Regions from separate parts of the Mus musculus genome. Here regions 1, 3 and 4 are each linked to region 2. The links are chromatin loops, found by intact Hi-C in ENCODE. Cell type or tissue: heart. All regions are shown on one strand.

Evidence for each region. Hi-C counts contacts between places; a loop is a spot of excess contacts. Peaks named below come from ENCODE experiments on the same cell type or tissue, not always from the same donor. Only the 100,000 strongest peaks of a DNase experiment are listed, where the experiment ranks them.
Region 1: a loop joins it to region 2, with 4 times the contacts of the local background. A loop is called at or near these places in 8 of 42 quality-filtered maps.
Region 3: it touches region 2 in a loop (4-fold over the local background); 26 of 42 quality-filtered maps call a loop at or near these places.
Region 4: it touches region 2 in a loop (5-fold over the local background); 14 of 42 quality-filtered maps call a loop at or near these places.

What each region holds. Positions count from the first base shown.
Region 1 is chr8:65,018,826-65,026,825 of GRCm38, reverse strand. No RefSeq gene overlaps it. Among named protein-coding and RNA genes, the nearest start is that of Trim61, 4.1 kb to the right of the region's middle. In heart, a CTCF peak has its summit at 4,163 (motif pointing left); no DNase peak of the experiment used is centred here.
Region 2 is chr8:66,434,951-66,442,950 of GRCm38, reverse strand. All of the region lies in intron 7 of Marchf1 (membrane associated ring-CH-type finger 1), which reads right to left. Among named protein-coding and RNA genes, the nearest start is that of Tma16, 48 kb to the left of the region's middle. In heart, a CTCF peak has its summit at 1,589; a DNase peak (open chromatin) is centred at 4,230.
Region 3 is chr8:66,328,680-66,336,679 of GRCm38, reverse strand. The region is part of intron 5 of Marchf1 (membrane associated ring-CH-type finger 1); the gene reads right to left. Among named protein-coding and RNA genes, the nearest start is that of Tma16, 150 kb to the left of the region's middle. In heart, no CTCF peak of the experiment used is centred here; no DNase peak of the experiment used is centred here.
Region 4 is chr8:65,135,681-65,143,680 of GRCm38, reverse strand. No RefSeq gene overlaps it. Among named protein-coding and RNA genes, the nearest start is that of Smim31, 10 kb to the right of the region's middle. In heart, a CTCF peak has its summit at 4,434 (motif pointing left); no DNase peak of the experiment used is centred here.

The sequences.
Region 1 (8,000 bases), 1.4 Mb after region 2:
TTAGTCAACATAGCAAGTTACAAGCAGCCAGGGGTACATAATAATACCCTGTTCACTACCTCTCTCTCCCCCTCTCTCTCTCTCAAAAAAAAATCTAGGTGCCAGCAAGATGGTTCTGTAGATAAGGGTGCTTTCAGCCATGCCTGAGGACATGAGGCCACCCTTGGGGCCCACATGCTGGAAGAAGGAAACATTGACCTCCATATGTGCACCATGATATAAAACTACTCACAGATACACAATAAACCAGTGTGAAGAGCAGATCTGCATCTGATAGATGCCTGCCCATCATTCTGATTAAACTTTGGTGCTAGCCAGTAATGAGAAGACATGCAAATAAAAAATAAATCACTAAGAACTTAGACTATCCTCTCTACGTTTTAACTAGTTTCTAAGGATTCCCAAGTGATCAAACTTGTTCTTAGTCTGTATCCATTTAAAGACTGATGATGGCTTTGTATCACACATTTTTAATTCAGTTTCAGATAAGAAATTTACAAATTTGGGCTGGAGAGATGGCTCAGTGGTTAAGAGCATTGACTGCTATTCCTGGAGGTCCTGAATTCAAATCCCTGCATCTACATAGTGGCTCACAACCATCTGCAATGAGATCGATGCCCTCTTCTGGTGTATCTGAGGTGTGTGTGAGCTACAGTGTACTTACATATAATAAATAAACCTTTAAAAAAAGAATCATTGTCCTTATGGATATGATAAAAATATGATATGGCTTCAGCAAACCTTCAAAAAAAAAGAAATTTACAAATTCAAACCAAGTACAGTAGCATCTGCTTGTAAATTCATTACTCAAGATGACTGAGTCAGGAGGATTATTGGGGGTTGGAGGCCAGAGTAGGCCACACAAGGAGGCCCTGTTTCAAAAGCCAAATAAATTTACAAATTCACATGTTTGCTAGAATTTTTGCTTTGTACACATATCAGAATGAGAGAAATCACTAAAACATTCGCCCTTATTTATGAATAAAGAAGTCTGAGCTTATTACGTAAACAGTGTGTCAGGGTGTGGTAGCACAGGTCAGGAAGATGTGTTGAAGAAGTCATGACAGGAGGATCATGCATCTAGAGAAAGGCCAACCCGGGCTACACCTACAATAGAGATACATTGTTTACATGTGTGAATCATCAAAGAATAAATTAAAAGTGCTCTAATTAAAAAAAAAAAAAAGAATTTACCATCCATAGCACCACCACAAAGTTGTTTTGAAATTAGGAAATCTGACACTATCCTGGGTTTTTGGCTTGCTATCAGAGTTTTATTACATGTATTTGGGAGTGGGGTATGGTGGCTCAATGTCTGTAATCCCAGATTTTAGAAGCTGAGTGTGGTGGTTTGAATATGCTTGGCCCAAGGAGTGGCACTATTTGGAGGTGTGGCCTTATTGGAGTAGGGGTGGCCTTATTGGAGGAAGTGTGTTACTTTGGGGGTGGCCTTTGAGACCCTCCTCCTAGTTGCCTGGAAGGCAGTAGTCTCCTGTTTGCCTTTGAAGCAAGATGTAGAATTACTCTGAGCTCCTCCTGTACCATACCTACCTGGAAGCTGCCATGTTCCTGCCTTGATGATAATGGACTGACACTCTGAGCCTGTAAGCCAGCTTTAATTAAATATTGTCCTTTATAAGAGTTGCCTTGGTTCTGGTGTCTCTTCACAGGAACCTAACTAAAACACTAAGGCAGGAGGATTGTTGTGAGTTTGAAGTTAGCTTGGGCAACATGGTAAGTTCTAGACCTGCCTGCCAGGGCTACAGATAAAAACCTTACCTCAAAGACAAAACTAACAAAAAACAAACAAACAAACAAAAAAAGCCAAGTAAAACCAAGCACCCACAAACACAAAGTAACAACAACACCTCAAAACAAAACATCCAAACAAACAAAAACACTGTCTTTTAGGATGGAAAAAGATTATAAACAAATGTTTAAAAAAATGCCCTCTCTTATTTGTGGTATCATCAGATCCCAGTTGGAGTTATAGGTATTTGTGAGCCTCTTAGCATGGGTGCTAGAAGCCAAGTTCCAGTGCTCTATAAGAGCAGTAGAAATACACATAAGCCAAAATAGAAATGGCTGTAATGCCTCACATCTGCTAAAGCCTTTAGTGCATTTTGAAAAACCAAAACCAAAAACCTTCTAAACCTGGGGCTGGAGAGATGGCTCAGAGGTAAGAGCACTGACTGCTCTTCCAGAGGTTCTGAGTTCAATTCCCAGCAACCACATGGTGGCTCACAACCATCTATATAATAGGGTCTGATGCCCTCTTCTGGTGTGTATGAAGATAGTTACAGTGTACTCATATACATAAATAAATCTGTTTTTTTTTTAAAAAAAAAAACCTTCTACACTTGTAAGTTAAAAGAGAATCAAGATATTTCCCTTGAAAGATATTCAGATGTGGGGCTGAGAGGTGGTTCAGTGGTTAAGAGCTCTGGTTGCTCTCCCAGAGTTCCTAAGTTCAGTTCCCATCAACCACATGGTGGCTGACAACCATCTGTATAATGGGGTCTGATGCCCTCTTCTGTCATGCAGATCTTCAGGAAAACAGAACACATACCATACACACAACTAAATAAATCTTTAAAAAAAAAAAAAAAAAAGGATATTCAGATATTCTAGTTAGCTGGGCCTGGTAGCACATATCTGTGGTAACAACACCTGTGATGACACTCCTGTTGCTCCCAGCCCTTGAGAGGCTCGGGCAAGAGGACTGAAGCAAGTCCAGCCTAGTGTATTGTGGGTTTGGCCTAATGCTGCTTAGTGTCCTAATGCTAATATGGATCCCCAAAGTTGTTTGCACAAGAGAGTCTGCAAATCCGTGCATAAGACACTGAGGGACCCTGCCTCCAGTTGGTTCTGACTGGTAAAGATGCTGGTAGCTAATGGCTGGGCAGAGCAGACAGAAACAGGGCTTTTAGGACTTCCCAGGCTTGGGACAGAGAGGAAGGGAAAGGAGAAGGGGATCTGCCATAATGAGCTGCGAGAGTGAGGGGAGGAGAGACGCCATGCCTGAGAAGAGTGCAGGACAGAGAGGCATGGCCACCACGTGATGGAGCCAAGAGAGGGCAAAACAGAAGGCAGCTCTCTGGGTGTAGGGCAGCCAAGATAGAATATAGGGTTTAGTAAGTAATAACTCGGGATTATCAGCGGGAGGTGGATTAACCACATGGAGGTGAGGAAATGGTCCAGCTATTGTGTTGTATAAGGCACACCAAGATATAAAGGCTGTGTGTGTGTGTCCTTCATTCAGGAATGTAAAGCACTAGGGTGGGTAGAAAAACCACTCCCCTACCAGGATTTAATTATTAAATATTATTGTTATGGCCTAGGATACATAATGAGTTTAAGGCCAGTCTGGGATATTTAGTGAAACCCTGGTGAGAGAGGAAGGAAGGAAGGAAGGAAGGAAGGAAGGAAGGAAGGAAGGAAGGAAGGAAGGAAGGAAGAAGAAAGGGAGGTCAAACCATAGAGAACAGGGCAGGGTTGGATTTGAAGTCCTGGAGACATGGTTGAAAGGCAAAGCTAAGCCACCTCTATAGCATAAAGTACAAAGACATAACTGTTTGTGCCGGCTCGTAGACATCCATTTTATACAGCATACAAAAAGTCTGCCGTGTGTCCTTGCAAGGAGATGGATCTGCTACAGTCAGATGGGACAGCCAGAGAGCACGGTTACAGAGCATTGAGGAGTAATAGCCATGAAAGATATTTCTTGACTGAGGAGCTAACTCACACGGTGGTAAACTCTGCAGGCTCACTGAAAGAGGAAGCATGAAAGTCAGATTGCCACAAACTCTCTCTTCTTCGTATGTATGTATGTATGTATGCATGTATGTATTTGTGCGCATGCACACATTTGTGGACTCGCACAAGCCGCAGCATGCACGTGGATGGAGGTCTTAAGGCTTGGGTTTTTCTATCTGGGATGGAGAAATCGCTTCAGTCCGGTTGACAACTTGAGTGTTAGCTAGGCGCAGGGCTGTAGGCTGTAATCATAGCAGTTGGAACGCTAAGGCAAGAGGATAAAAGCTGGGGGTTGGAAAGATGGTTCAGTGGTTAAAAGCACCTGAAGTTCCACTCTTTAGCAACTACACAGTGGTTAACAATTTAGCTCCAGTTTCGAGGATTCTGATGCCCTCTTGTGGTCGCCGTGAGGACTGCATAGATAGTCCTGCATAGACATAAACAGGTAGACAAAACACCTACATGCATAAAACTAAATAAATCAATCTTTAAAATAAAAAAAAATTAAGAGGAAAAGTTTGAGACTAGCCTAGGCTGCATGAGAGTCTCAACGCACACACACAAACACACACACAACCCCAAATGGATAAGTACCAGGCTTGGCTTGGTGACACATGTCTTTAATCCTTGTTCTCAGGATGCATACAAGATCTCTACTAGTTTAAGGCCAGGTCTTCTATAGCGCAAGTTCCAGGCGGGCCAGGCTATACAGTGGGATCCTGTCTCAATTACAAAACAAAACAGTGTAAGTGGTGTGACTGGTACTAGCTGCCAAGTCCCTGGGACACACATGGTAGACCTGCACACTCACACAAATGCTTAAAGACCTAGGACTCTATCAGCACCACATCACTACTCCTCTGGTTCCTACTACCTTCTGTCTATCTTCTCACTTTTATATTATTCATTTTATTGTTTGTTTTTTTTTGACTTGGTTTTGTTTTGTTTTGTTTGGGTTGGATTTTCTTCTTCTTCTTCTTCTTCTTCTTCTTCTTCTTCTTCTTCTTCTACTACTTCTTCTTCTTCTTCTTCTTCTTCTTTTTAGGGTTTTTGTTTTTGTTTTTGTTTTTTTTTTTTTTTGAGACAGGTATGTTTTATGTAGCCTTGGCTACTCACTATGTAGACCAGGCTGGCCTTAAACTTACGGAGATCTATCTGCCTCTGACTCCCTGCTTGTATCTTTTAAGGGCATCAAAATATTCCTTTCAGTTTTTTTTTTTTTCATTTTTTATTAGGTATTTAGCTCATTTACATTTCCAATGCTATACCAAAAGTCCCCCATATCCACCCACCCCCACTCCCCTGCCCACCCACTCCCCCTTTATGGCCCTGGTGTTCCCCTGTACTGGGGCATATAAAGTTTGCAAGTACAATGGGCCTCTCTTTCCAGTGATGGCCGACTAGGCCATCTTTTGATATATATGCAGCTAGAGTCAAGAGCTCCGGGGTACTGGTTAGTTCATAATGTTGTTCCACCTATAGGGTTGCAGATCCCTTTAGCTCCTTGGCTACTTTCTCTAGCTCCTCCATTGGGAGCCCTATGATCCATCCATTAGCTGACTGTGAGCATCCACTTCTGTGTTTGCTAGGCCCCGGCATAGTCTCACAAGAGACAGCTACATCTGGGTCCTTTCAATAAAATCTTGCTAGTGTATGCAATGGTGTCAGCGTTTGGATGCTGATTATGGGGTGGATCCCTGGATATGGCAGTCTCTACATGGTCCATCCTTTCATCTCAGCTCCAAACTTTGTCTCTGTAACTCCTTCCATGGGTGTTTTGTTCCCAAATCTAAGGAGGGGCATAGTGTCCACACTTCAGTCTTCATTCTTCTTGAGTTTCATGTGTTTAGCAAATTATATCTTATATCTTGGGTATCCTAGGTTTGGGGCTAATATCCACTTATCAGTGAGTACATATTGTGTGAGTTTCTTTGTGAATGTGTTACCTCACTCAGGATGATGCCCTCCAGGTCCATCCATTTGGCTAGGAATTTCATAAATTCATTCTTTTTAATAGCTGAGTAGTACTCCATTGTGTAGATGTACCACATTTTCTGTATCCATTCCTCTGTTGAGGGGCATCTAGGTTCTTTCCAGCTTCTGGCTATTATAAATAAGGCTGCTATGAACATAGTGGAGCATGTGTCCTTCTTACCAGTTGGGGCATCTTCTGGATATATGCCCAGGAGAGGTATTGCTGGATCCTCCGGTAGTACTATGTCCAGTTTTCTGAGGAACCGCCAGACTGATTTCCAGAGTGGTTGTACAAGCCTGCACTCCCACCAACAATGGAGGAGTGTTCCTCTTTCTCCACATCCACGCCAGCATCTGCTGTCACCTGAATTTTTGATCTTAGCCATTCTGACTGGTGTGAGGTGGAATCTCAGGGTTGTTTTGATTTGCATTTCCCTGATGATTAAGGATGTTGAACATTTTTTCAGGTGCTTCTCTGCCATTCGGTATTCCTCAGGTGAGAATTCTTTGTTCAGTTCTGAGCCCCATTTTTTAATGGGGTTATTTGATTTTCTGAAGTCCACCTTCTTGAGTTCTTTATATATGTTGGATATTAGTCCCCTATCTGATTTAGGATAGGTAAAGATCCTTTCCCAATCTGTTGGTGGTCTTTTTGTCTTATTGACGGTGTCTTTTGCCTTGCAGAAACTTTGGAGTTTCATTAGGTCCCATTTGTCAATTTTCGATCTTACAGCACAAGCCATTGCTGTTCTGTTCAGGAATTTTTCCCCTGTGCCCATATCTTCAAGGCTTTTCCCCACTTTCTCCTCTATAAGTTTCAGTGTCTCTGGTTTTATGTGAAGTTCCTTGATCCACTTAGATTTGACCTTAGTACAAGGAGATAAGTATGGATCGATTCGCATTCTTCTACACGATAACAACCAGTTGTGCCAGCACCAATTGTTGAAAATGCTGTCTTTCTTCCACTGGATGGTTCCTTTCAGTTTTTTTTCTAGAGGTTCTTTCAAGACTCAAATATTTCCAGGTATGGTGATAAGTGCTTTTAATCCCAGCACTCAGGAGGTAGAAGCAGACAGACCTCTGAGTTCAAGGTTAGTCTGATCCACAGATCAGTTTCTGGGACACCCAAGTCTACACAATAAGACCTTGTTTCAACAATAAAAAAAAAGGTTTAATTTTTGTGTTAATGACTTATTTTTATATGTTTGAGTGTTTTGCCTGTATGTGTGTCTGAACCATTTTTCTTTCCAGCACTTTTGGAAGCACAGAGGGCATCGGGTCCCCCAGAACTGGAGTTATGGTTAGCGTGAGCTGCCCTGTGGGTGATGGAAACCCAATGTGGTCCTCTGCAAGAGCAGCAAATGCTTAAGCCATTTCTCCAACTCCAGACACCACATCACATTTAAGCTACTTCACTGTCTTGCCCTCTACTTGATGATGGTGATGGTGATGATGACGATGATGATATAGCCCAGAAGAGCCTCAGGCACTGACTTGCCCATCTCAGCATTTTGAGTTCCCTATGTAGGGCATGTCCCTACTTCCTGATAGTGTCCCCGAAAGACCTCTTTCAGACCTTTGAGAACCCAATTCCCTTGAAGCCAAGACGATTTTACAGGCTCTGCTCAGCCTTGTAAACGTTTTACCCTCAAATTTCTCCAACCATTTCATAACCATCCATCTACCCTGGTGAATTTGAATTTTGGAGTGGGTCATAATTCTGCAGAAGGGTAGACTGCCCCACTTGCTGGTCCATGAAGATGGAAACCTACCCAGGGAGGTGCTGGTTCCTGTTCAGTTACCTCACCTTGCCCTCCAGGCTGTGTGAAGAAGCTTTGCTGCAAAGCTCTCTCTCGTTCTGAGACAATGGGTTTAGCTTTTTTTGATTTTACAGTCGGGGGTTGTTGCTTTGTTCTTTTATATCTAGATATGTCGTAAGGCAATAGATACGCTCCAGCAGACCGCAGTCTTCCCTTGGTGCCCATTAAGGCGTGTCTCTGGGTCGAGGTGATGCACCTGGGCACAATCACCTTCTCTTTAGCTTCGCCTTTTTCTCTGCCCTTTCCTTCACCTGTTTTAGGAAGCTGTGTTGGCTAGATACTCAACTCTAAGGTCTTGGCAAGAATCCTGCCCTTAATTTTAGCTAGTTTAGATCCTTCCCGTTTGCCATGGAGACATCGTTTCTTTTGAACCGCCTCATCTATGTAGTCAAAGGAACAACTCCGTAAGCTCTGGAAGGCCCAGAGAACAAAGATTCAGTGCTTCTCTCT
Region 2 (8,000 bases):
GATTTGTGAGCAGTATGTGTGTGTGTGTGTGTGTGTGTGTGTGTGTGAGTGAGTGAGTGAGAGAGAGAGAGAGAGAGAGAGAGAGAGAGAGAGAGAGAGAGAGAGAGAGATGTATTTTTCATAAATCTATCTTGAGGTGGCAGTAATATATGTGACTTAGAAACATCTGCATGAATCCATTGGGTAAGCAGTTAAAATGGTGAATTCCTGGACTGCATCATGGTTTCATGACTTGGGGGGTAGAAACCTAGGAATATGCATTGTTACCATGTGCTGCAAATGATTTTTGTGTAGGGTAAAGGCTGAGAGTTGCATCCCAAAGAAAGGAAGTGTTTAAGGAAATATTTTAGAGAACTAACCAGACACATAATCATAGCTTCGTATTAGTGATCCTATTCCTCCAGCTTTTTCATATTCTCCTGCAGGCTACCTGTGTCTGAGCTGCCATTATCATGGTAAAAACACAAATTAGTTAAAGATCAAATCAACAGATTAAACAAAGTTTCTTTAAAAATATTGGCTGTCCTGCTTTCTCCCAGAGGTTCTGCCTCAGGCCGCAGGTAGATTAGAAACTGTGTGGTGCTGTGTCCATGGGATGCTTACTTACGCACAGCAGATGCCTGTGTGTAGGCACACAGGAGAAACTGGATCGCATTTCTAACATGCACAGTTTCTCTTCCCTGTGGATTTAAGGACCCTTGGAATAGACACAGTCATGTGTCAGTTGACCATACTCCCCTCTGGAAGTCCATCTCCCATGTTGATTTCTGCCATGCCTGTCTCTTGTTCTTCTTTAGTGATTTTCCACAGCATCTGTGGGGGCTGCTCTGTGGTCACTTGGTGGTCATAACCTTGGATGTAGAAGAGATTTTCCATTTCCCAAGCAGACTGAAAGACTAGGAGTATTCGGAGACTGTTGGTTTCTTGGGGAAGATATTTTCTATATTTGCTGTAGCTGGGCTGAAACTCTGAATGTAACCAAGCTGGTCTCAAACTTGAAATAATCTTCCTGTTTCTACTTTCCAAGTACTGGGATTGCAGATATGTACCTCCAGGCCTGGTAAGACATCTATCTATCTATCTATCTATCTATCTATCTATCTATCTATCTATCTATCTATCTATCTTTTATTATTATTGTGTTACTTTTGTTTGTTTGATTTTTGAAACAGAGTCTATCTACATTGGCCTGGCTGCCCTGGATCTCACTGTATTGAGCAGCCTGGCTGCAGACTCACAGAGATCTGCCTACCTCCTGGCCCAATTTAAAAAGATATTTTAAACTGCTCACTTTTAATACCTCATTTTCTAGACAAAGAAACCAAGGCTTAGAACATGAAACTAAGGTGACAGATTTTTTTTTTTTAATTCAGGAGCTAATGAAGAAATATCACAATGGACAGGGTTGTTTTAGTTGATGGAAAAGAAAATCACTGGTTGGGGTGGCAGATGTGAAATTTGGAGTGTTTATTAGATTAGGAGACTGTGTAATTGCACATCAATAAGAGATAATAGGCTTTGATGTTATAAGCTCTTATATTGCTTTTCAACGGCATTTCACTGTTGTTAAATATCATTCTAGAATATTCCTTTAGATGGCAGCAAAGAGAAAGGAAAGTCTCTTTATCCTCCCTACACACACTCACAATAAGCTCAATTCTATGGACACTCCTTTTGTCTATGCTTATTTTCATGAATCAAAAACATTCTTATCTACCCATCCTGTCTGGACTCAATGCTACCCTCACATCTCAATATTGCACAGAATTTAGAGAGTTTATTTATTTATTTATTCATTCATTCATTTTATTTTATTTTATTGGTAGAGAGTCTTTTAATCACTTAAGATTTTGAAATAAATCTGCAAATGTTGTGTTGGATCTTAAATGAAGCTAGTTCAGTTTTAATATGTCACTTATTGATTCAGGTTTCAGATCTAGTACCACTTTTAAATGAATAGTGTCTCAGTTAACATGTCTAAAATCAGTTTTAAAAGTATTTTGATATGATGTGTGACTTATTTATTCTACTCTCAAACAATGCACCCCTACTGGAATGAGTTCCACTTCTCAGGGCTGATTCTCAGCTCACTTGGTATTAGGAGTGGTGGTTAGTAATATTGTTCCTTGACAGAATGCAGGATCACTAAAGAAACAAACTACTGGGTGTGTCCATGAAGGAATTTCTAGATCATGGTAACTGCAGTGAAAATACCCACACTGAATGTCTCTGGCATCATTTCGTAGGCCGAGGTATTAGACTGAATAAAAAGGAGAAAGTGGGGCTGGTGAGAGGGTACAGATCACCTACTGCATTGACTGAGCAAACTCACTGATCTGAGTTCAATCCCTGGTCAAAGGTTGAAGGAGTAAACAAACTCTACAAAGTTGTCATTTGACCTCTACAAATGCTTCATAAGATACGCATGCATGCATGCATGCTTGCACATAGATGCTCATGAGCACGCGCGCACACACACACATACACACACACACACACACACACACACACACACACATGCTCTCTCACACACACACAGAGGCATGCATGTATGTACACAGGCATTCACACATGTTTGCATTAATAAGAATGCAATTTAAAACTTGATTATTCTTTATTTCTAGGAATGTGACTGACTGACTTATGCTCCCATTATCATGCCTTCCCTATCACCTTCTCTCTAACTTCAACTTATGAACCAAAACAAACCCTTCTCAAGATGCTTATTTTGTTGGAAATGGTTGTCTTGTCACAGCAACAGGAAGAGTGACTAATTAAGTGGGAGAAAAACGGGAAACGCTCACTTACATATGGGACAGACACTTTTGTGCTAGTATTGGCATCATCCGAAGGGGAACTCTGTTCCATTCTACCATGGTCAAACTCTTCAGGGAGAAATTGGTTTATAATAAGGACAGCCCCAGGAGGCCTCAGGATCTAACACAGGTGTGAGGAATGCCAGAGTGATTTCTCTGGGACTTAGAGAACTTGTGCCTAGATACTCTCTTTCCTATAATGGCCCCTTAGGCTTGCAAATTCCTGTGAGGAATTTTCTAAGACCTGGCAACATTCCCCTTCAATAACAGCTCCACTTTTCTGTCTAATGTTTAAGAGTAATCTTGGGGGCTAGGATTGTGACTCAGTGGGATAGCATTGGCTTGGCATATACAAGGCCCTGGGTTTAATTCTCCGCATGGAAGGTATAAAGGAGAAAAATAATACTTACTCGAGGAACACTTATTTTAAAGCACTTATTTAGTAGTTTATTACATTCTGTTCTTTCCAATTAGAAATTTTATGAAATTAGGTTAACAGTGTTTCCTTCTCTATGTCATTCATTCCTACTTATTACTACGGTTTACTATTTATTAATGAGTTTATTCAATAAGGAACTGTTTTCTCTACTGAAGCATTAGCTGTTGTAGATCACTAGATCCCATCTTGGTGGGAGAAATTACTGCATAGTCTGACCTTATTCTTATAATAGTTTTTAATTAAAAGAAAGCAAAACAAAACTAGAAAATCCCCAAAGATTTGTGTATGGTTGTCCGTGTTTAATCGCAGCAAACTCAGGAAACTGAGGCAGGAGGACTGCCTCAAGTTTGAGGCCAGTTTGGACTGTTATATGAATTCTAGATCAGCCTGGGCTACATACAGAGTGTGACCCTACCTCAGAAAAGCAACCTATCAGGGTGAGTGAGATGGTTCAGTAGGATAGGGTGTCTGCTGCAAAGCCCAGTGACTGGAGTCCAATGTCCCAATCCCACATGGCAGAAGGAGAGAACTGATTCTCATGGTCATTCTGACCTTGACACACGTCCAACAGCAAACATGTGCACATGTGTGCAAGTACACAAACACACACAAAATTAAAAACTAAAAAAATGGTAACCAGTGAAACTAACAGCAAACCACCAAAGAGGCAAAGTTCAATTACCAAGTTGAAAATGGAGCATGGTTCTTTGACATTTCTTTGTAAGTATCTCTGTTCTATTGAAGATCATAAATACCTTCTGATAGACTGTGATACAAGGGGAAGGGGCAGGGAATTTTAGAATATCTTAAACTGGGTAGTACTGTGTGGAACAGAGATTTGGCTGAGGATGTGCCTGAGAAGAAAAGGCCCAGGAAGAGGAACAAGTGTGCAGATGGCCATGAATGCCTTTGCTACTCAGTCAGCATCAAGGAGTACAGAGTTCAGGACTGATGTCGCCTGGCTAGTGGCCAGATAAAAGTGGATGGTATTCCGGGATGTCCTTCATACAATTCTTCTAAAGAAGTTTCACAATGACTACGTGACACAGAAACCGAAACCATGGGGGACACAGATGTAAGCTGACCTCTTCTGGAATAAAGCATGCAAATAGTATGTCTGTCCTTCCTTCTGAGGAGAAGAGGATGGGGAAGCAGAGGGAGGAGGCACAGCTGGGAAAGGTGGCAAGCCCTGCTTCAAGATGGCATTTTCTTTTTGCTGGTGCTGACCTCACCAAATGTGAGGTGAACTCTACAACCTGACTAGTCTCTAAGCTCAGAGTCACAGGAAGAGATGCAGGCCAGCCTGGATGATCTATGCAGAAATAGAAAATAAACTTCAGGCACTTGCAGGCGGGAGACAGGGATGGGAAAGTCTCAGGTCATGCTGGTCAAATGTGCTACAGTCAAGCAAATCTCCAGTTACATTGAACATGGGTTCTCTGGGTCATCAAAGGCCATTTGTGCAGCTGTGAGGGTGATGGGGACAGGAGGGGGAAAACTTCTAACTCCTACAGTATTCCCGAAGAGAGGATGTCCTGATGTGACAGTAGGTCTGCTCAAAGATCACTTCTGCTTTGGAGAACACGGATACTCCTAACGGGTAAACTCCCCTAACTTCCTGTCTTCAGACTAAGTGCATATTTTTAACTGCTCTGAGCCCTCTCACTTCCCTTCTTCTTATTTGTGAGGACAGAAGGTCCCTGTACAGTCCAAACAAACCATGCCCTTCAACTATTGACCCAATACTACTTTCCCATTTATTTTTCACTTGTCTCTCTTGGTACTGACTTCGCCTCTATCATGGAAATTTGTGTCTATGTCTTTTACAATGTTATCATTTTTTTTATCAACTGCCTATTCACTAGAAATAATTTATAAAACATAGAAATGTAAAACAGATAAAAATTACCCCTAATTTCATCTGCAATCTTTATCTTTGTATGTACATTCGAATACGCTGGAATATAAGCAATTCAAACCTTTTAAAATATTCTCATAACTCTGTGTCTCTTTGTTTTGTTTTCTTAGCACTTGAAGGATGGGGTGGGGATTTGGGGAGTTGCTAATGATTCAGAATGTAGAAAAAATGGTCCCTTTGACCTAAGAAGAGAGCAGAGAACTGCAGGAGAGAGTGAGCATATACACAGAGGGAGGCAGTGGTCAGAAGATGATAAGGAGGATAAACCCTTGCAGAGACAGTTGCGTAGGAAACAGTTGGAGAACAGACCAGCAAAGGACCACTCTGGGAGACAGTGTTAAGAGATGATCAGGGAGGAGAAACAAGGGACAAGGGACAGTAAGGCAAAGTGAAGAAGAAAGATAAATATGTATTTCATTTCATAAACAGAATCTACATTTAAATATATACAGATAGCTATGTGATAAGAGATCTGGAGGGGCACAACTGGGAGGGAAGAGGATCAGCAAGACAAGGAGGAGGGATGAGGGCAAGTAGTGAGGAGAGCACGTGCAAGCTGCAATCAATGGTTGGCGTATATGCATGGGAATGTCATAGTGAAACTCAGCATTTTGTATGCTAATTTAAAAGTTAATAAAAATTAAAAACAAGATAAGGACAGGATCTGCACAGGGCTTGAATCCCCTCTCAAAGACCTCCTGTCCTTTCCTAAGACTATTGTGTTGCGTCTCAAGCACATGGTTCCTCATTCTAGCAGAGCTCAGGAATGGAGTCATCCACTGGTTGTCTAACAGAGTATTTCCTTCCATGTTAGCATGCTTCTTCAAGTACATCTCTGCATGGCCAGGATGACACACCCTTTTATGATGCTCTAGGGCCTTTGTACATCCAGAGGCCAACCTGAACTATCTAGAGGAAGGCTTTGGAGATACTATCTCTATTTCTTATAAGGACATGCAAGAAATTAATAATGGGATCTACCTACCCATGCTTTCTGCTTGGATAGACAACAGCTTTATCAAGATATAATTGCTACATAGACTGAATGTATCAAATTGTAGACATTTATAGTTTTAACCTGTTTACTCACTTGTGAACATCAACACAGTCTGTTAAGCTAAACTCGAGGTCACTCTTTGTAGGCTTATGTAACTTTTGACATTGTGACATGGTGTCATTTGCAAACTTCATGCCTGACAAGCACACAATTGAGTTAAAAAAAAAACAAATATGGAAAAAGAAAAATCATGCTGTAAATTTGTTTCTGATTTTCATGTTGGGTGTGTACACAGCTCTCCTAGTCACACTGGTTCCATGGGCATATCTAAGAGCGTAAAGATTTCCTGTTCCCTGTGGTAACCTCTCTCTTTCTTTAAAAAAAAAAAAGATGTATTTATTCTATGTGCATGAGTGTTCTATCTACATGTACAACTGCATGCCAGAAGAGGGTATCAAATCTCATTAGAGACAGTTGTGAGCCACTATATGGTTGCTGGGAACTGAACTCAGGACCTCTGGAGAATCAGTGCTCTTAACAGCTGAGCCATCTGTCCAGCCCTTGTGACCTTTTTTGAGTCTATGCTTTTACTTATTTCTGAGAGAGCACCTCACTGTAGAGTGATCTGTTTCAGAAGTATATGCCACTAGGTCTAGCCCCTAATGCTATGCTCTGTCATAGACATAGAATGATGTAACCCACATTCTTCTTTCTGGCTTCTTTCATTTAACAGAATTTAATGATTACTCATGTTGTGCCATCTATTCAGCCATTGCTGTAGTGCTATATAGACTTCTGGAGACTTTCTGACCACTGCCAACATTTCTAAGTCCTGACTTTTCCTCTCTCAGATACAGTTCTCAAACCTGGCTGACATTAGGCAGCTCAAAGTCATGAGCCATCATTGGCTTTTTAGTTATTCACTCCGGTTTGCTAATCTGTATGAGGCTTCTTTCCATAATAACTGAAGTTCTCTTCTCACTGCTCAACTAATGAAGTGGAGATCTATGGAGAGACAATTCTACTACAGCCTGCATCTTCAACCCTCACAGCAGTTCAGTGAGATTCTTCTGTGTCCCTGCAGCAGCTATGTGAGTTCACCTTGTTTTCTAGCTTCCACACTGAAAACTTACTGGATAACGAATGCATTCTCCATATGTTGACGTGAAGTTTGAAAAGGAAGTTGTATTAATTTCATACTTAACACCTTTCCTTGCCTTCATATTTGTTTTCTTAATAGAGTTGAAATGTTTTCATCATCACTAGTATATAATCTGATAATGACTTTTCTTTGTTTCTTTTTTTAATTCTTTTCAATTTTATGTGTTGGACATCTTGCTTGCATGCATGTCTGTGTGCCACTTGAGTACCTACTGCCTACACAGGTCAGAAGGGCCATTGGAGTTCCTGAATTTGGAGGTAACAGATGGTTGTAAGCTGTCATGTGGGTGCTAAGACTTGAACTTGGGTCCTCTTTGAAAGCAGCCAGTGCCCTTAATCATTGAACCATCTCTCCAAGCCCCATCTTCTTTCCATGTAAGCCTACCTATGATCATCTTTAGCAATAACATTCAGATTATTAAACTTACATTATTAGTCAAATATCACAACTTTCCTATGGTGGCCATCATTTTTTTACTTCCATTTTAGAAAAAGGACCACTTGTTGTGGCCATCCTTTTCTCTGCTAATGATAACCATCTCCAATTTCTAAATTGTTCATTTTCTGTGTCTTTAATGTACTATTGCCTAGCATTTCCTCATCTCTATATCCCAATTGCAGCCACATTCCCACTATGCACATTCAAGTGTTTCAACTGCTGTTCCTAAG
Region 3 (8,000 bases), 110 kb after region 2:
ACTCCAAAGTTTCTGCAAGGCAAAAGACACCGTCAATAAGACAAAAAGACCACCAACAGATTGGGAAAGGATCTTTACCTATCCTATATCAGATAGGGGACTAATATCCAACATATATAAAGAACTCAAGAAGGTGGACTTCAGAAAATCAAATAACCCCATTAAAAAATGGGGCTCAGAACTGAACAAAGAATTCTCACCTGAGGAATACCGAATGGCAGAGAAGCACCTGAAAAGATGTTCAACATCCTTAATCATCAGGGAAATGCAAATCAAAACAACCCTGAGATTCCACCTCACACCAGTCAGAATGTCTAAGATCAAAAATTCAGGTGACAGCAGATGCTGGCGTGGATGTGGAGAAAGAGGAACACTCCTCCATTGTTGGTGGGATTGCAGGCTTATACAACCACTCTGGAAATCCGTCTGGCGGTTCCTCAGAAAATTGGACATAGTACTACCGGAGGATCCAGCAATACCTCTCCTGGGCATATATCCAGAAGATGCCCCAACTGGTAAGAAGGACACATGCTCCACTATGTTCATAGCAGCCTTATTTATAATAGCCAGAAGCTGGAAAGAACCCAGATGCCCCTCAACAGAGGAATGGATACAGAAAATGTGGTACATCTACACAATGGAGTACTACTCAGCTATTAAAAAGAATGAATTTTTGAAATTCCTAGGCAAATGGATGGACCTGGAGGGCATCATCCTGAGTGAGGTAACACATTCACAAAGGAACTCACACAATATGTACTCACTGATAAGTGGATATTAGCCCCAAACCTAGGATACCCAAGATATAAGATACAATTTGCTAAACACATGAAACTCAAGAAGAATGAAGACTGAAGTGTGGACACTATGCCCCTCCTTCGAATTGGGAACAAAACACCCATGGAAGGAGTTACAGAGACAAAGTTTGAAGCTGAGATGAAAGGATGGACCATGTAGAGACTGCCATATCCAGGGATCCACCCCATAATCAGCATCCAAACGCTGACACCATTGCATACACTAGCAAGATTTTATCGAAAGGACCCAGATGTAGCTGTCTCTTGTGAGACTATGCCGGGGCCTAGCAAACACAGAAGTGGATGCTCACAGTCAGCTAATGGATGGATCACAGGGCTCCCAATGGAGGAGCTAGAGAAAGTAGCCAAGGAGCTAAAGGGATCTGCAACCGTATAGGTGGAACAACATTATGAACTAACCAGTACCCCGGAGCTCTTGACTCTAGCTGCATATGTATCAAAAGATGGCCTATTCGGCCATCACTGGAAAGAGAAGCCCATTGGACTTGCAAACTTTATATGCCCCAGTACAGGGGAACGCCAGGGCCAAAAAGGGAGAGTGGGTGGGTAGGGGAGTGGGGTGGGTGGGTATGGGGGACTTTTGGTATAGCATTGGAAATGTAAATGAGCTAAATACCTAATAAAAAATGGAAAAAAAAAGACTACCAAGATAATCTCACAGAGGTTTCAATATTTCGATGACTGCTGAGGCTGTATATTGGTGGCTCAGCATAGCATTTCTCCCCAACCCCTTCAGATGGACAGTAATGCGCATGATGCATGAGAACACACTTAATAAACCTCACAGGGTAAAGTGTTTGATGTTTCAGAATTACCTGCTGAGCATGTTATCCAGTCAACAAAACATGCAGAACAGATGTTAGTGAAAATCCCAAGTCATCAAAGTGTTTCCCTTGGTTTAGCTCAGGAGCAGAGAATTAGGTTAGCCAGAATATCTGAACTGTTGTATCATGTGAACATGACATACTTTGTCTGATAAAGTCACTTGGCTTGATAAAATTCTGGACATCATCATGCAGCTGTATATTACATTTTCTCTCTCAGGCGCTTCATTTAGTCTGTGACTGATTCTCATCTTTAAGTAAGTACTTGGCCAGTAATAGAAAGTACATTTTATTATATGGAAATTAATAATTTTCAAAAGCCCTTGGGATTTATGTCAATGTGGTGTAGGTATTACGGCAAGTGCTCTTGCATCTGTTATCAGGACATTTCCAGGGCTGCTTTTAGTGTTCAGAGCACTGCCATCTCTCTTTAACATCCATCCTTTCTCCCTATTCGCTTCACCATGCTTACTTCATGAGTCGATTGGCCAGCTATTATGATTGTCAGTGTCATGTTTATTTGTCAGGAGCAGAGGGACCATGAGAGGAGATCAGGTCATAAGACTTGATGCTCAGAAATGTGCTTCTTGGCCTGTTTCACAGACCTACAGGTTCTGCTTTACACTTCCTGTTTCTGACCACTGTTATAGGTTCCCATTTTAAAGCATAATTTAAAAACAGTTTAAAATATGACTTTAGGAAAAGTAAAGAGAACACAGAGAACCCCAACTTTCCTTATTTTCATCTTATAATTTGGCTTTAAGTCGTTTGAGAAGCAGGATTTTTTTTTGTCCTAGTGCATCTAGCGGTTGCCTTGCTGGTAGTTTTCTTAATATCTGGTGACGAAAATAGCACAGGGGAATTTCATAGACAAAATGTGTTCAGGTTATTCTTTTTAAAGCCACCCTTTGATAAAATCAGCAGAGGGGAAAAGTGCTTGCTAACAAGCCCAAGGCCCTGAATCTGATCCCCACGATCCATACAGTGGAGGGGAGGGAGAGAAATGATTCCTGCAAGGTATCCTCTGTCTTAACACACACACACACACACACACACACACAGAGAGAGAGAGAGAGAGAGAGAGAGAGAGAGAGAGAGAGAGAGAGAGAGAGAGAGACAGACAGAGATCAATCTAAAAAGTACTGTATTGGTTTTTTTAAACCAGCATTGTTATTTTCTGCAGACATCCTGGAACCAAGAAATGTATTTGAACTCCAGGAACAAACTGAAGCTATACTGAAGGTGCATAAAGGGCTTGTACTGGCTGGTTTTGTGTGCCAACTTGATACACATTGGAGTTATCACAGAGAAAGGAGCCTCCATTGAAGAAATGCCTCCATGAGATCTTCCTGTATGGCATTTTCTCAATTAGTGATCCAGGAGGGAGGGCTCACAGTGAAGGGAAGCAATCTAGTAAGCAGCACCACTCCATGTTTTCTCTATCAGCTCCATCTTCCAGGTTCCTGCCCTCTGTGAGTTCCAATTCTGACTTTGTTTGATGAACAGCAATGTGGAAGTGTAAGCTAAATAAACCCTTTCCTCTCCAAATTGCTTCTTAGTCATGATAGTTTGTGAAGCAATAGAAACCCTGACTAAGACAGGGCTCTATTTTCAAAAACATTCACAGGCTCTGAGTGTGCTTGAAATTGGGCATACCAGCCAACTAAAGAAAAATACTTCATTATGTTTAGTTTCCTTCATATACCAAAGGCTTTAATAATAGTAGTAACAAAATTAATAAAAACAATAAATATAACGAATTATTATTAAAAATTAATAAAAATAAATTTTAAAAGATTGAAAATCATGTAAGACATAAAACTTTCTCTTGATGTCAAAATACAGAAATTTATTTCTCATCATTTTAAATTAAGATTTAAGTTATATTTTTAAAAATCACCAAATTTACATAATATTCCAGAGGGCAGAGATAGCCATCATTTTAGAGTACTTTTATAAGAAACATGTAGCTTTATGGTGTCCATTATTGTAAAAAATTTTTAGAGTGGATGGAAAAATATAATTAAAATATTTTAATAAATATATAATAAAATATAATAAATCTTGATTTACTCATTCCCCTTTTCCAATTTTCCCAGATCTTCCCTACCCAGCTACTTATTCAACTTCATGTTCTCTCTCTCTCAAAAAAAAATGGAAGAAAAAAAAGCCCCAATATGCCAAAATTAAAATAGCAAAACAAAACAATGTGTGCATGTAAACACACACACACACACACACACACACACACACACACACACACACACACACACACACACTCCTAGGCAAAGAGTGGTTGCTATACCTAGGAACAGTCCATTGGAGAAAACTGGTTTAAGGTTTGTCACTCACTCAACTCTCATCAGAGAAGTTGCTTCTTACAGTACATGGAAATTGTCACACAAACATACAACTGGACAATATATAGGCAGAGAGACTTGGGAACACTCAAGCCTAAATGAGACTTCCCCCACCCCTCAAGGTGCAAGGATCTATGAGAAAAAGGAGGTAAAGATGATAAGAGACAGACATGGTGGATGCCTCCAAGGAAACAGGATCACCCAGATACGACAGTGTTGGTATATAGAGGCGGTGATGGCATTCATAAGATACATACAACTTCACACTAGACAAAGTCTCAGAATGGAGAAGTGAAAATAGTCACAAAGTACCACCCCTAACCAGTAAGAGTACAGTTTTTAAGAGTGTTCCTTCAGGATGGTACTAAGACTGGGTGGGTCTCAAGACTGAGCACTGGTCCTCAAGCCTGAAGATCTGAGTTAGATCCCTGGAACTCATAGGATGGAAGGGGAGAATCAGTTCCCACGACTTGCCCTCTGAGGTCTACATGCGTATCTTGACATTTGCCTCTAGTCCAACTCTCCATGTTCACACACAAATATTGTAATGAAACAACTTAAAAAGAATGCTTCTTTAAACTTTAAGTAAGCATACAAAGTTATAGATTTATTATTACTTATATTTTATCTCTTCACAATCCTCTCTCACTTCCTGCCTTGTGCCCTTCTGTCTTCAGTTGCTTTTCCATCCTTTTCCCCCTCGTTCCTTAATTAGGCCTCTTTTATCTTCTCCTGATACACTTTCAAGTTCCACAACCAAGTCTTACCCTCCTTACAAAACACACAAGTAAAATTTAAAATTCATGGTCCATATATGATATAGAACATGTAATGTTGGTCTTTCTAAGTTGTTTTGCTTAGTAATTTCTAGATGAATCCTTTACCCATTCATTATTTCACCTTTCTTTACAGCCGAATAAAATATTATTTTGCATGTTCTAGTTTTCCTTTATTCCTTCGTCTGCTGATGGCCATCTATGCTGGCTCCTTTTCCTCACTATTGTGAAGGGATACTGTCACCTTTTGGAAAGCTTATTTGGAACCTTTTGTTTTAGAATAAATGACTACCAAGTCCTTATAATAACTTTGCCAAACATTTCCAGTTAGGAAGCATATTGTCACAGAGGAACTGAGTTGTGGTCCTTAGATACATAAGTATATGGCAAACTGTCTGTGATTTTATTTTACTCTGTTTGGTATGAGCAGCTAGAACATGAGGGAAATTTCATTATAGCTTTATGGGTGTATTCAGGATGTCCAGGTTCCCACAACTTAGAAATGAACTGATGAATTTTATTTAATTAGTGTTGCAATACTAACCTTACACAGTGAGGCTTTCTATACACACACACACACACACACACACACACACACACACACACACACACACACACACACACAAACACATGAACATTAAAGAATAGTGATTATCTTAAGAACAGTTAGAGGATGGCTCAGTGGTTAATAGCACTTCCTTCTCTTCCAGAGGATTTATGTTTGATTCACAGCACCTACATGGTAGCCCACTATGTTCCGGTTCCAGAGGATCCAACAAGCAACCGACTAGCACATAGTATACAGACGTACTTGATGGCAAAACACCCACGAATTTAAAATAAAACCTTAAGAAAACGAAAAGTAATGGTTAGGGTTTCAGGTGAAACCCATGGGTAAGAATCAGTTAGAAAAACACTATTTCATAATAAGCCATAGGATATTTACATGATAGAGCATGACTCAGAGGAATGCCTGATTCCAGAGGTGACGAGTACAAGATAGTCTTGAGGGAAGGTGAAGAACTCTGCTGTTTGATAAAGATGACATTCTGAAGGCAGGTGGACAGCAGAGTAGTTTATTTTTTAAGTACAGCATTGGCAAAGGCTTGAGTGGAAGAATTAGCTTATCCCAAGTCAGAAATTAGAGTAAGCTATGACTTAGGATGCTATTGCACTCCCCTCTCTCTCCCAATAGCTTTTGGTGAGAAAGGCTTTGGATTAGTTTAAAAGGTTAAATTCACAGTTCATCCTTCATAAGTATTTTCAGTTGAATGTATGGGCTAACCTGAGAATTGTGGTGGCTTTCTGGTAAGCTTTTTAGGTTTTCTACTTCCCTTCTGTACAATGAGGTACTTTGTGGGAACCACAGATAATTTCTTGAAATTTTCAGCAGCAGCTTTTATGAAGACCCTGAGAAGCCCTCCTGTGGTATCCTGTTCATGAGAAGCTTGACTATCTATGAGAGTTTCCCAGGCCTCCAGGCTCTCAGATCTAAGATTGGGAAGAGCTTTTAGCCACTCTGGCAAGTACCCTACACCTGGACTAGACACAATGGCTTCCCATTTTCTGATTGAACCATGGCTTGTCTTAACGTGTCTCATTGTCTATTTAGCCTTCAGTGGCTATCATAATAGTGAGTGAATTTAAGATTGTGCAAAGTCAGGGGCATGGTGCCATTAACACTCCATGATTGCATGACTCCTGTTCCAGGGATTGTTTCAGGCTGTGTCTACTTCATTTTCACACTCAGATCTTGGGTTTAGCCTTGACTAGTTAGTTATTGAAAGGAAGACTAACTTTCCTGGGTACTGGAGAAGTATGTCCAGGGCTCTAACTTTGGTTTATCCAAGTTTCAACTGTTCAGCTGTTTATGAAGTTGGTGAATGCTTCCTGGGGAAGTGTAGCCACAGCATAGCCAGGTACTTCACCATGTTCTGTTAACTCTTCAAAGTCTTTAAGGAAATGAGTTTTGTAATGCCTCAGTTAGCCATCTCTGATAAAATTACAATCCACAATACTTTTAGAATATGGAGATAGTCAACATATGTGACATATTTTCAAGTTGCTTGCAAAAATACGGTTTCCTAATCATAAATACTATCATGCATAATAACGTCTAGGTTGTGTGAAAGAGATCAGTATAAAAGTATAACTATAAAGTTAAATAATTAAGCATGTGATAAGGGTTTCTTAAACCATATATAAAAACTAGAAAGCAAAAATTAAAGTGAGACAAATTAATTTTTATACATAAAATTATATATATTGAAATAAGATAAACTTATAAATTGGTAATAAATATTTGATACATATTTGAATAAAGACATAGGAAATTATATCCATATTCTTATGTCCTCATATGCACTTTCATTTTGTTTTACATTTTTCTGACTACACATTTTCTTTTGTACCTTTCTTTTGTTTCTCCTTCCTCCTCTTTGTCTTCTCTTATTTCAGCTTAAAAGTCTATGATTTTCACATTTTATTGATTCAACAACTTTTACATTCAGTAAATGTCAAGAATAATTTTCTAAAATACTTAACCACTAATTTAATAAATGTTGGGTCATGCAAATGCATTAGGATTTGACAATATAATGGTTAACAAACATAGGGGCTCTAGATTCCTTCTGAGTCTTTGAGTATTTCCTCTCATGCACCTGGACAAGGAAAGGGTCAGGGTGACCTACAAACCAGCTGAAATACAGGAATGTCTTTGTCTTCATTTCTTCTGGGGTCACTTGTTCACTGCCCCAGGCCTTTCCCTTCCAGTAACCTAGAGCATTTATGCATCTGTTTGCCCAGTTCCCTTTTGTAACAGTTGGATACATAATGAATCTTTCCCTATGAGGAACAGATATCAATATAAACTAAAATGATCACTATTTACCATTGCAAAAGATTTTGTGTCTCCAGTAGACACCTTACTGACTAGAACACCAATAGCTCAAGCACTAGAATCCAAGGGACCTCATGAAACTGAGAAGTTTCAGTAAGGCAATGGAGACCCTCAGTAGGACAAAAGAGAAGCCTATAGGATGGGGAAAGATCATCACTAACCTCACATCTGACTGAGGGATGATATCCCAAATATATAAAGTACTCAAGAAATTAGACACTATCAACCCAAATAACCCAATTTTAAAAATGGGGTACAGATCTAAATGGAATTCTCTCAGGGGAATCTCTAGTGGCAGACATCCTTAGCCATCAGGGAAATGT
Region 4 (8,000 bases), 1.3 Mb after region 2:
TTCTGCTGCTTACAGCAAACCCATCTCAGGGGAAAAGATAGACACTACCTCAGAATGAAAGGCTGGAAAACAATTTTACAAGCAAATAGTCTGAAGAAACAAGCTGGAGTAGCCATTCTAATATCTAATAAAATCGACTTCCAACCCAAAGTCATCAAAAAAGAAAAGGAGGGGCACTTCATACTCATCAAAGGTAAAAACTTCCAAGAGGAACTCTCAATTCTGAATATCTATACTCCAAACACAAGGGCAGTCACATTCATTAAAGAAACTTTAGTAAAGCTCAAAGCACACATTGCACCTCACACAATAATAGTGGGAGACTTCAACACACCACTTTCACCAATGGACAGATCATGGAAACAAAAGCTAAACAGGGACACAGTGAAACTAACAGAAGTTATGAAACAAACGGATCTAACAGATATCTACAGAACAATTTATCCAAAAACAAAAGGATATACCTTCTTCTTAGCACCTCATGATACCTTCTCCAAAATTGACTACATAATTGGTCACAAAACAAGCCTCAACAGATACAAAAATATTGAAATTGTCCCATGCATCCTATCAGATCACCATGGATTAAGGCTGATCTTCAATAACAAAATAAATAATAGAAAGCCAAAATTCACGTGGAAACTAAACAACACTCTTCTCAATGATACCTTTGTCAAGGAAGGAATAAAGAAAGAAATTAAGGACTTTTTCTAGTTTAATGAAAATGAAGCCACAACATACCCAAACTTATGGGACACAATGAAAGCATTTCTCAGAGGAAAACTCATAGCTCTGAGTGCATCCAAAAAGAAACTAGAGAGAGCACACACTAGCGGCTTGACAACACACCTAAAAGCTCTAGACAAACAGGAAGCAAATTCACCCAAGAGGAGTAAACAGCAGGAAATAATCAAACTCAGGGGCAAAATCAACCAAGTGGAAACAAGAAGAACTATTCAAAGAATCAACCAAACGAGGAGCTGGTTCTTTGAGAAAATCAACAAGATAGATAAACCCTTAGCCAGACTCACTAGAGGGCACAGGGAGTGCATCCTAATTAACAAAATCAGAAATGAAAAGGGAGACATAACAACAGATCCTGAAGAAATCCAAAACTCCATCAGATCCTTCTACAAAAGGCTATACTCAACAAAACTGGAAAACCTGGATGAAATGGACAAGTTTCTAGACAGATACTAGGTACCAAAGTTAAATCAAGATCAGGTTAATGATCTAAACAGTCCTATATCACCTAAAGAAATAGAAGCAGTCATTAATAGTCTCCCAACCAAAAAAAGCTCAGGACCAGATGGGTTTAGTGCAGAGTTCTACCAGTCCTTCAAAGAAGATCTAATCCCAGTTCTTCACAAACTATTCCACAAAATAGAAGCAGAAGGTACTCTACCCAACTCATTCTATGAAGCCACAATTACTCTGATACCTAAACCACAAAAAGACCCAACAAAGATAGAGAACTTCAGACCAATTTCCCTTATGAATATCAATGCAAAAATCCTCAATAAAGTTCTTGCTAACCGAATCCAAGAACACATCAAAACAATCATCCATCCTGACCAAGTAGGTTTCATTCCAGGGATGCAGGGATGGTTTAATATACAAAAATCCATCAACGTAATCCACTATATAAACAAACTCAAAGACAAAAACCACATGATCATCTCGTTAGATACGGAGAAAGCATTTGACAAAATCCAACATCCATTCATTATAAAAATGTTGGAAAGATCAGGAATTCAAGGCCCATACCTAAACATGATAAAATCAATCTACAGCAAACCAGTAGCCAACATCAAAGTAGATGGTGAGAAGCTAGAAGCAATCCCACTAAAATCAGGGACTAGACAAGGCTGCCCACTTTCTCCCTACCTATTCAACATTGTACTTGAAGTTCTAGCCAGAACAATTCGACAACAAAAGGATATCAAGGGGATACAAATTGGAAAGGAAGAAGTCAAGATATCACTTTTTGCAGATAATATGATAGTATATATGAGTGACCCTAAAAATTCCACCAGAGGGCTGGTGAGATGGCTCACCCGACTGCTCTTCCGAAGGTCCGAAGTTCAAATCCCAGCAACCACATGGTGGCTCACAACCACCCGTAATGAGATCTGATGCCCTCTTCTGGTGCGTCTAAAGACAGCTACAGTGTACTTACATATAATAAATAAATAAATAAATCAAAAAAAAAATTCCACCAGAGAACTCCTAAGCCTGATAAACAGCTTCAATGAAGTAGCTGGATATAAAATTAACTCAAACAAGTCAATGGCCTTTCTCTACACAAAGGATAAACAGGCTGAGAAAGAAATTAGGGAAACAACACTCTTCACAATAGTCACAAGTAATATAAAATACCTTGTCGTGACTCTAACTAAGGAAGCGAAAGATCTCTATGATAAGAACTTCAAGTTTCCGAGGCAAATGGATGGACCTGGAGGGCATCATCCTGAGTGAGGTAACCCAATCACAAAACAACTCACATAATATGTACTCACTGATAAGTGGATTTTAGCCCAGGAACTTAGAATACCCAAGATATAAGATACAATTTGCTAAACACATGGAATTCAAGAAGAATGAAGACCAAAGTGTGGACACTTTGCCCCTTCTTAGAATTGGGAACAAAACACCCATGGAAGGAGTTACAGAGACACAGTTTGGAGCTGAGACGAAAGGATGGACCATCTAGAGACTGCCATACCCAGGGAACCATCCCATAATCAGCCTCCAAACGCTGACACCATTACATACACTAGCAAGATTTTGCTGAAAGGACCCAGATATAGCTGTCTTTTGTGAGGCTATGCCGGGGCCTAGCAAACACAGAAGTGGATGCTCACAGTCAGCTATTGGATGGATCACAGGGCCCCCAATGGAGGAGCTAGAGAAAGTACCCAAGACGCTAAAGGGATCTGCAACCCTATAGGTGGAACATCAATATGAACTACCCAGTACCCACCAGAGCTCATGTCTCTAGCTGCATATGTAGCAGAAGATGGCCTAGTCAGCCATCATTGGAAAGAAAGGGCCATTGGACAGGCAAACTTTATATGCCTAAGTACAGGGGAACGCCAGGGCCAAAAAGTGGGAGTGGGTGGGTAGGGGAGTGGGTGGGGGAGCGGGTGGGGACTTTTGGGATAGCATTGGAAATGTAAATGAAATAAATACCTAATAAAAAAAACAAAAATAAAAAAAAAGAGAAAACTGAAAAAAAATAAAAAGAACAGCATGTTAACACATCAACTGCCTTGCTAGGAGCTTGACTTCTACATCATGCCTTTAAAGATGAGACAGTGATGTCCGATATAAACATCTATACCTGGTGCACCAGGACTGTTCTATTAGGGTATCTCTTAGTAACTTAATAGATACCTGGTGGTATCTTGCCTTATGTTAATTTTGGTATAAGCCAGATCCCAAACACAACATAATTATTGCTCTCAGAGATAAAATAAAGTATGGTGAACTTATAACATCCTTACAATTTGTTTTTGTTGTTTTGGTGGTGGTGGTGGTGGTCTTGCTATCTTGGAACTCACTATGAAGACCAAGCCGGCCTCAAACTCACAGAAGCAGATGTCTCTGTCAACTGGGTACTGGGATTAAAGGTGTTGCCACTACGCCCTACCCTCCTCACAATTTAAAATTATTCATTCAACAAATGTTATGAACAATTCTAATTACGTATTAGAATTTCTTTTTCAAATTCTAAGTAAGAGTTGGCTGTAATTTAGTTAGTAAAATGTTTGCCCACCATGTATAAAGCCCTGAGTTCCATCCCATGAACTGCATAAAACTGAGCATAGTGGCACACCCCTGTAACCCCAGCACCTGTAACCCCAGCACCTGTAACCCCAGCACCTGTAACCCCAGGTGAAACCAGGAGGATCACAAGTTATCCTTGGATAACAATGAACTTATGGTCACCCTGTGCTACGTGAGATCCTGGGTATTGTTGTTGTTAGTGGTAGTGGTAGTTTGGGGTTGTTTTTTGTTTGTGTTGTTTTATTTTGTTTTGTTTTTTGAGACAGGGTTTCTCTGTGTGGCCCTGTCTGTCCTGGAATTTTCTTTGTAGACCAGACTGGCCTCAAACTCAGAGATCCACTTGCCCTTGCCTCCCAAGATCTTGTTTTTAAAAGTTCTAGATAGTAATTCACAGTATAAGGGAATTTTTATGAAAGGATGCATATATACATATAAATAACACATAAAATAGCTAGGAAGAGAAAAGTCATCACATCTTTGGAGAGCAATGCCCAGGCAGTCAGACAGAGACAGAAAGAGAGGAGAGAGCAAGAGAGAGGGGGGGAGAGAGAAAGAGAGAGAGAGAGAGAGAGAGAGAGAGAGAGAGAGAGAGAGAGAGAGAGAAATATCTACTTCAGTTCTCTGTGAAGGTAGCACCATCTAGTGGTCTATGCTAGCTTGGCTTTTTAAAGATATTTCTTTAACTTTAAAATGATTTCACAACTATTCAAAACACAGAGTTGTAGAGCCCCATCCCAATGCATATATCTACAATACACCTCCTGTACCTAAGGTTCAAGAGTCATTGCAGAAGAGGAGCGAGGAAGATTGTCAGCTCCAGAGAATCAGGGAATCTGTTATGAGACTATGCCTCCTATGTCAGACACTACACCAATACAGCTCACCAACATGACTGCACATACATGACTGGAACAAAGATGACAACACTAGGCATGCCGAAGTGGATGGGGAAAGCCCACAAGACCGAAACCCTACACAAAGAACTACAGACAACTAAGGAGTGCTGGGAGTGGGAGGGGCTTCTGCTGGGAGGAGCACAGCAGCTGGTTATCAATATGTAATGGTCATCCCTGAAGACATGTGCAGGTAACATTACACATGCTGAGCAGGTTAAAAATTAAGGAACATGAGCCCATGAGTCTGAAAGAGATCAAAAATGCAGGACATGGGAGGGTTTGGAAGGAGAAAAGGGAAGGTAAAATGATCTAATTATAATCCAATTTTTGAATATGTTAAAGAATAGAAATGATGTGATTGTCAATATTTTAGTATGACAATAAAGGTAAACAACCACATCAGGTGGGCTGAGAGCAGTGTATCTAAAGTGTAGCAACTTAAAAGAACATCTCATTGGAATAGCAGCTCAATAGAATAAGAACATATCTCAAAACAGACGTAAATATCAAAGATTTCAAACTAATATGCCTTCATAACTATGTAAAGTGTTCATGGCATAGGATAATCTCCAAGATGTAGAAAACGGAAGTTTTAAATATTAAAAATTACGAGTTATAACATCCCTACTGTGCCTTTTTAAGGCACACTATTAGATTATATGCATAGAATCTCTGTGGATGGGTACACTGGCCAAGAACACTACTTCTCTTCAGTGAGAATAGCGGAACCACCTTTAAAATAGGAATGAAAACAAGAAACTTTTCTCCTGTGACATTTTCTGAATTTTAGCATTATTACTATGAAGTAAAAAGTTTTAGATTTTTGCTGGGGCAATATAGGTGCAGAGCATGTGAGAGTGGCCAACCAGTATTTGGTTTAACTGAAACCCATCCCAAGAGAGGGAGCCCCTGCCCTGCACTGCCTGGATGATAGAGACTGGATGTTGGATACCTAGTGTTACGATAAAACAACGCATGACAGAGACGGGGAAAGGGTCAATGAAATGTCTCCTAATGATACTCTCCACACTAACAGGTCAGTGCCTGGTCCAATCGTCATTTGAGAGGCTTCCTGCAGCAGCCTATGAGAGCAGGAACAGAGACCCACAGGCAGATATTATGGGGAGAGAAAGTCTAAATAGAAGGTCTCTGTCAGGTGCCTCCCCTCAGAGATCAGGGAACCCAGGGGCAAAGGTGAAGGAAAGACAGCAGGAGTCAGGGGAGATGGATAACAGCAGGAGAACGTTTTCCCACTGAATCGTCAAAGCAGGGCTAACATGGGCTCACAGAGACTGAGACAGCAAGCCCAGGACCAGCATGGACCTGTACCAGGTCATCTCCGTATGTCACAGCTGTTATAGTTCAGTGGGGCTTGTGGGATTCCTAACAGTAGAGTGGCTATGTCTTTGGCTCCTTTGTCTGCTCCTGAGACTCTTCCTCCTACTGGGTTGCCTTATCCAACCTCATCCTGTGTTATTGTATCCTGTGGTGTCCTGTTTGGCATTCCTTTCTTAGGAACCTGCCCCTTTCTGAAGAGGAAATGGACAGCGAGTGGATCTGGGGAGGAGAGGAGGCTGGAGGGAGCTGGGGGTGGGGGGTGGGGGGCGGTGGTTGGGATGTATTATGCGAGAGATGACTCTATTTCCGAGTTTTAAAGGTTTTATACTTTTATGTATATGTTTTCCCTGACTCTATGTATATGCCTGGTGCTGGGGAGATGAGACGAGCGTGTCAGATACCTCGGAACAGGAGTTGCAGGTGATTGTGAGCCACCATGCAAGTTGGAAACCCAACTGAGTTCTCTGCAAGAGCAGCAAGTGCTCTTAACCACTGATAAATTCTCTACTCCCCAAAAGATTTGTTTATTTTCCATGAATGTATATGCATCACATGTGCATAGTGCTGTGGAGATCAGGCTGTTGGATCCACTAGAACTGGAGTTATATGGGTCTGGGTCTCACCCAGAACCTCTGCAGGAGGAGTAAGTGCTCTTAACTGCTGAGTCGTCTCTGCAGCCCTGGAGTAAAAAAGCTCTAAATACATAAAAAGTGAGGGAATTTTCCTGTGCTGCTGTCAGAACCTAGTGTTATGTATCTCCTATTCACTAGATGTAGTATCTGACCACAGGTTAAAGTGGGCTTTTTCTCTTTAGGGCGCTAGTCTAAAAACTATTCCAACTACCCTGAGACAAACCAAACAGACAGTACTCTACTATTTAAAAAAAAAAAAAAAAAAAAAGCAACAACACAAAATATCCACATACCAACGGCATTAGACCATCCCTCCATCATACACTGACTACTGAAATAGTGTGCCTGGCTGTCATCAAGCCCTCATCATGACCTAATCAGAGATGCTTCAGTGGGTGGCAATGTCCATGCAAAGACTAGGAGCTGTGTGGAAAATACAACCAACAGGAATAATGATCAAAAGGTTTTAAGTAAGGTGGTAGGTTTTTTGTTTGTTTGTTTGTTTTTTTTGCTTTGTTTGTTTGATGGTTTGTTTATTTGTTTGTTTGAGACAAGGTTTCTCTGTGTTGCCCTGGCTGTTCAGGAACTCACTTTGTAGACCTGAATTCACAGAGATCCATCACACTGTGGGTGCTGGGATTAAAGGCATACACCACCACACCCAGTGTATGTTCTATTTTCTTCATTTAATCATTTTTGGACATGATCTCAAGTAGCCCAGGTCAAAGACTCTACCATATGAAGGGTGACTTTGAACTCACGATCCTCATGTCTTCTCCTCCCTAGTGCTGGTGTGCACCACTCAGTCTGTTTTATGCAATGCTGGGAATTGGAGCCAGGTCTTTGTGCATGTCGGGCAAGCATTCGACCTACTGTGCTGCAATCCCAGCTCCTGTAATGGTACCTTCATCCCATGGTTTTCAACAGCTTTCACAGTAACTTGACACTTAACCAAGTCTGTAAAAGACACAAAGCCATGAGTGAGATGGTTACAGGGACCCAAAATGCTGGAAAAACTAATAAAAAATGAATTGGAAGAAAGAAGAACCCTACATTTATTTTCAAGTGAAGTTATTGTTCCTGGAAAAGGGAAGAGAGGCCTGGGTTACTTGCAACAGGATTTTAAAGGATTGGGAATGTTAATTTTCTTAGTTACTTTTCCTATTGCTATGATTAAAAAAAAAAAAAATACCCTGACCAAAAGCAACTCACCCTGGCTCTCAGGTGCACTCCATTATGGCTAAGTAGCCCTGGAGGCAGGAGCTGGGGAAGCCTCTCAGCCAGGAAGCAGAGTCATGAGCTGGTGTTCAGCCAGCTTCCCCATCTTTATGCAGACTAAGACCCA